Regions from separate parts of the Homo sapiens genome. Here region 2 is linked to region 1. The links are chromatin contacts, found by Hi-C or POLR2A ChIA-PET in ENCODE. All regions are on one chromosome and are shown on one strand. The core of a region is the stretch at or near the end of the contact, and the rest is flanking DNA. Distances in the headings are between cores, read along the strand shown.

Region 1 (2,700 bases), core at 93-2,592:
GGCATCTGCTTTCCTGAGCTCGCTCCAATTGTTCCCTTCATGGGGTCAGGTGAAGTTCGTGTTGCATAGGGACTAGGATCTAGGTATGGTTTCCATCTCACTGGGGCAGCAGGCAGATGCTGAGCGCAGAGGACATGGGTGGTGGCTACACAGCTGCAGAGCAGCCATGACATGCTCTTGGAAACAAAAATAATTGAACACTGAAGTATGTGTAAAAGTACTTTTCCCCTTTGAATCAAGAATATGATCATGAACCTTAGCAAAACAAAGCAATGGAGCTGACTCAGTCTTCTAAACATTGGCCCTGAACCTGAACCTACTATTAAATTGGGCTAAAAGGTTTACAGAGCAAGTGGATTCATTAAAACTGTTTTTTGCTATATTCTCTGTTGTGGCTTTGTCCCAGAGATTTCCAATGCTTCCAGCAGCTTTGGAGTTAGTAACTCTGATATGTTTGCATCTGACTTCTGACCTAAACTTTAGTGTTATTTTCAGCTGTTCTTTGACAGGGAATCCAACAGCTGCTGTTTAATACCACAGACAACTTGTGACACAGGCTGAGTTTCTAGCAATAGGATTAATCTACCAATGTGGGGCACTGATTTGAAGCTGGCTATAATTTTCCTGAACAGGAGGTGGGGGTAGGGAATAAAAAGCCTGAAGCACAGTACTTTCCTTTTTGTTTTTGTTTTTAATTGCAGCAAAATATATGTCTTAATAACTTTTAACCACACAGAAAACATTTTCTTGCTGCAATTAAAAGGTAACAGCAAAGTATTTTGCTTTCTCATGGTATTAATAACTGAACTTGAAAACCTTGTCCAATGGAGCAGAATAGTCACAAAGAAAATCTGAAATGATAGGCACCTATTTATAAATGCTGGTTGAAATATTTTTTAAAAATTCCTAAGAAATCTGAGGCTCTGAGAAAATGTGGCTATTCCATCTAAACTTCATTTAGCAAAGAACAGTAAGTTTTAGAAAAGCAGATTAATCTAAAAATGTGTTTTAAGCAATTTGTGACTTAACCCCAAGACAAATACCAAAACTTTTTTAAAGTACACTTTGGTAGTTCTCTTTGCATCAGAGAGATTTCAAAAATCTTGAAAAGATTGATAACCAGGTCAAAGACTTACTTGTTTCAAAGTCCATGGTTACAATGGCATAGTTTCGGTGGCAAAACTAATTTGGGTTGTCAGGATGTAATTTTTTTTTCCATTTGTTATCAAACATCAGCTGATAAGGAAAGAGCTTGAAGCTGTCCTCCACATTTAAGATAACAGCAAAAATAACAGGCACTTAGTGTCACCATACTAGGGGCGTGGCAATTCTCTCTCGTTCGCTCCTTTCTCTCTCACGATAAACTCAATGGGGTTGTCTATTTTTAACCTCCTGTTCTTTCCTTTTGGCAGAGTAATCAGTGTGAGCTGAGCTCTTTCCCTGAATGAATCCAAGTAACCCTGGCCTTCTGAAATGACCAGCAGACACACAACTGTCCAGAGGCTGCCCAAAGTATAAACTCTGGTTCTAAAGTACCATGTCCAGCCAAGGAAGTCCTAGTGTTGCGCTTTCTACGACGACAGTCAGTTCAGTTGCTGTGCAGGCTGGGGACTCCAAAATCGTTATAGCTGTCATAAAGGTAAGCTAACAACTTCCTTTTTTCTGTGCGGCTGTGGGCTTCTAGCTGTGTGTTGAAAACCCTAAAGAACATTCCATGCAATCGGCAGGACACAGCATAGAGAAGACAACGCAGCAAGCACTCTTACTGCTTTCTAAAATGGGCTACTAAGAGAAACCTCTACAAGTTTCAGCAGTTACCAGAGATTCTCTTTCCTTTCAGTCAGCCAGAAAGCATCTATAGCAGCTTGATTTAAAAAAAAAAAAAAAAAGAAAAGAAAGAAAAATAAAGAAAAGAAAACCTCTAGCATATACTGTCAATTTGGTCTTTAAAAGCAAGGCATTGGTAACTGGAAGTTCATGATTGCCTGACTAAAGAGTCCAATGGACCTGTGGAATGCTTGTGATTTTTGAGAGTGGATGTGATGGAGGTGGGAGGAGGCAGGTCCCGACAGACAGGGGGAGGGCACTGCTTTAAGCACGATGGAACTCAGAAAACACCAAGTAAAGGGCTCCGACATGTGCCCTTTGCCACACTGGTTTTGACATGGTAAAGAAACTACTAAATCCTTGTCCAGTAACGAAGACCATGCAAGGAAAGGTACAAAAGCTTTGTGTCAAATTTGCTCTTAACAGCAGGAAGTAGAAGCCACTTAGGGTTTACAATTACTGCATGTTTTATGACAACCCATTTGCCCATTTGCAAAGATGACCACACATCTTTAGGCTGAAGAAGAACTCCATGATTTTATTCTCCATGGAAATGCCCTGTAAAAAAAAGCTTTCAAGCACTAGGCTTGGGCTTTAGATGATATTCCACCTAAATAATTCAGTGTTTAATGAAGGGAAAGCTGGCAAACAAGCTGATGGTCACAAACCAGTTACTTTCAGGTCCCCACCAGGTTTAATTGAATGACTTTTCTGGCCTTTTGTTAGAGCATGGACAGCAAGCCATGTTTACTTTAACTTAATTGCTGTGAATTTTATGGTAATGTGAAAATTCATACCAGGAAAAGAGCACTTGATACTGAGCAAAACAGTTCACTATAGAAGGACAGAATGGAAAGTATTCCTGCCGAGGTG
Region 2 (2,700 bases), core at 48-2,547, 1.9 Mb before region 1:
AACCAACAAAAGCGTCCAACCACCTGGAAGACAACCTGACAAAGTGTGCTGGATCCTTCTTTTACACATTACCTTTTAGCACTAGTGGATAACTTAGCAGTGGTTTTGCTAGAGAGTTTGGTGTTTTTCTTCTGCTGGGTGGCAGAAGGTTTTCTTTCCTCTTGTTCTTCAGGCTCTGGAGCGGCTGGGTCTCGCTGGTCCGCATCTGAACTGCCACTGCTGGTGCTGGGGCTCTCATCATCGGACCTTTGCCTATCACTGGACATCTTGGTGAAGTTATCTCTTGGAAAACTTTTAAAGAGAACAGGGGAGGAGGAGGAGAAAATGTTAAATCTAGGAAATAAACCAACAGCATTTTCTTCTAGTCATCTAAAATCGTCTTGTAATGAAAAAGCTTCAAAAGTGTTCACACTTATTTCATCGTACAACAGGGGTACGTACAAGGGAGGTGATGTGTCACACAACGCCAGCGTTAAGGGATTTGCCGAACTCAAGTTAGAAAACCCACTCACATTTTTTTCCGTCTCTTGGACAATCTATCAATTGTCTACTTTCTCAGAAGGCATGAAACAGATTTGCCAAGGAACTTAGGCAACAAGCATTAATAACATATGACACACTGTAAATAACAGATCTCGCTGAAAAATGTTTAAAAGTCACTAATAACGTCTAAATATTTACACACTGACATTGGTCAAAGCTACCAAATTCCCTTTCCGAGAGGAAAACACACCCTGTTAATCGCCCATATGCTTATTTAAGGTGGCGATTCCTCCTCAGTGCACGTAAAGCCTTTAAACACAACACTTGGAAATTTAAAAATCAACTAACGAGCTGCTCTAGCTGTTTCCACGGCCAGCAGCGAAGATTCATCCGGCCAAGACCGAGCTGCCACCCTGGGAAAAGCAGAATTCAAACTGCACCTTCTGCAAAGCTCCCAATGCCACCAAGGTTCCTCGCTCAATTTTTATATCACGGACCGACATTTTGTCCAAAATAACGAAAAAAATAAGAAACCCAGAGAAAAAACAAACAAATAAACAAAGCCCCAAGAAGTGCAACAAATTTCCGCGCCCGCGGAGGCGAGCCACGGCCGGCGGCGGCGGCCACGCAGCTCCGCGGCCCTTTGTGGGGAGGGCCGCGCGGGGGCCGCGGGTAGCGCTCGCCGCGCCGGGCGCCAAGTGATGCGAGCAGCCCAGCCGGCCCCGCCGCGGCTCGCGGACACCGGCGACGCGGGCGCCCGGCGCGAACAAAGCTGCCCGCCCCCGCCCCCTCCCCCACCGCCGCCGCCGCCCCGGCCGCCCCCCACGCGGCCCCCCGGCCCCGCCGCCTTACCTCGGCCGCCCGCCCGGCCCGCTCGCGCGCCGCTACGGTGTGGGGGAGGGAGAGAGAAAAAAACCCTTCCTTAAGGAAATGGAGGCAGCTGTGGGGGGGGGAAGGGGGGGGAGGGAAAAAAAGAAGCCGAGGAGGCTCTGGCCGGGGAGTGTGGAACATTGAAAGTCGGAGGGGGTTGTGCAGTGCCGGGCTCCGGCCGGAGGGTGGCGCCGCCCAGCGCCTTCGGAAAAAAGCGGGGGTGGGAGCTCGGCTGGGCGAGGGCGCGAGCTCCCGGCGAGGCGGAGGGGACGCGGGAGACCCCCGCGCGCTGTAGCCTCCCGCCGCCGCCGCCCGGCTCGGCTCCTCCCGGCCGCGCAGTCAGCAAGTTCCGAGGCGAGCGCGGGGGGGAGGGGCGGGCGCGGCGGCGACGCGCGTGCTCGCTGCTTGCCTGGCGGAGGGGCGCGCGCCGCCGACGCCCGGCGGGCGCGAGCTGTTCCCGCGCGCTCCCGTGCGCGCTCTCCACACCTCCCCTCACCCTGGGGGTGCACGCGTCCGCCCGCGCGCGGCCAGGACAAAGAGCGCGGCGGGGACCCGGCGGGCTGGCCCCTGCCGCCCTTGGCCGCGGAGCCTGTGCCAGAGAAGGCGGGGGCGCGGGCACCGTATCGCGGGGCCGCTGTGCCGCGGGGTGGCTTCCGGCCTGGGCCCGCCTCCGGGGCGAGGCTGCCCATTGGGCTACCCGCGTCCCCAGGGCTGGTTCCATCCCATCCGCCTGCGCGGGGGCCGTCGTGGCTCCCGGGGCCCCAGTACCTGGGCAAGGGCCCTGGGCGCGTGGTTGGGAGTCCCCCGCCGCCCCGGGAGACGGGAGACTAATGGGTGTTGTTGACGAGGCCAGGCACGCAGGCGGAGAAGAGCTGCCACTTGCCCCTCGCGTAAGCTGGAGGAAGGGACAAGTTGGGGTCCTGGGAATTGAAGAGGGTAGAATGTATTTGGAGATTAGGGGAACAACCTCTATTTCTTTTTGGCTCATAGCTTGCAACTGTCGCTGCCAAAGGGAAGTGTCCTTCGGATTATTTGAAACCTTAAAAATCCAAAACAGTGTTTAAAATGTCCCGCTCAACATTCTTAAAAGTGAAGGAGAAGAGTTTGGGGTTGGGGGGTGGCGATGAGAGCTAAAACATGACACTTTTCTGCGGGACTCTTCTGTCTTGCACATGAGGAGCCAGTTCTGGAAAGAAAAGTTCTGAGTGATGTTGAGTCAGAATGTCCACCCAGAAAAGCTTTAGGTGGAGATAGTGACAGTTTTGTTTGTTCTACCATTCTTTTTGCAGTCTCCAGGTGGACTCTGCGGTTTTTACCCCACGGCACAAAGTAGCCAGAATACAAAAA

Evidence for each region. A loop is a pair of places that touch in the nucleus more often than their neighbours do. ChIA-PET counts read pairs that join two places held with the same protein, here RNA polymerase II (POLR2A). Pooled maps may share reads with other maps.
Region 2: a loop to region 1 is called in a map of naive thymus-derived CD4-positive, alpha-beta T cell, with 4 times the contacts of the local background. The contact joins the promoter of UBE2E3-DT here to the promoter of CCDC141 in region 1. A Hi-C loop is called at or near these places in 2 of 168 maps with a recorded cell type or tissue (both naive thymus-derived CD4-positive, alpha-beta T cell) and 5 of 50 pooled maps. POLR2A ChIA-PET finds 5 or more read pairs at or near these places in 1 of 52 experiments (OCI-LY7).

Annotation. Positions count from the first base shown.
Region 1 is chr2:179,048,779-179,051,478 of GRCh38, reverse strand. It overlaps CCDC141 (coiled-coil domain containing 141), which reads left to right and starts at 1,342. Exons shown (of 24, transcript NM_173648.4): 1 at 1,342-1,639. The coding sequence starts at 1,538. RefSeq lists enhancers at 1,266-1,345, 1,356-1,605, 1,796-1,845.
Region 2 is chr2:180,979,609-180,982,308 of GRCh38, reverse strand. It overlaps UBE2E3-DT (UBE2E3 divergent transcript), which reads left to right and starts at 1,297. Exons shown (of 2, transcript NR_187176.1): 1 at 1,297-2,243; 2 at 2,643-2,700. UBE2E3 (ubiquitin conjugating enzyme E2 E3) reads right to left here and starts at 1,704. Exons shown (of 6, transcript NM_006357.4): 1 at 1,336-1,704; 2 at 73-291. The coding sequence starts at 266. RefSeq lists a silencer at 1,427-2,286.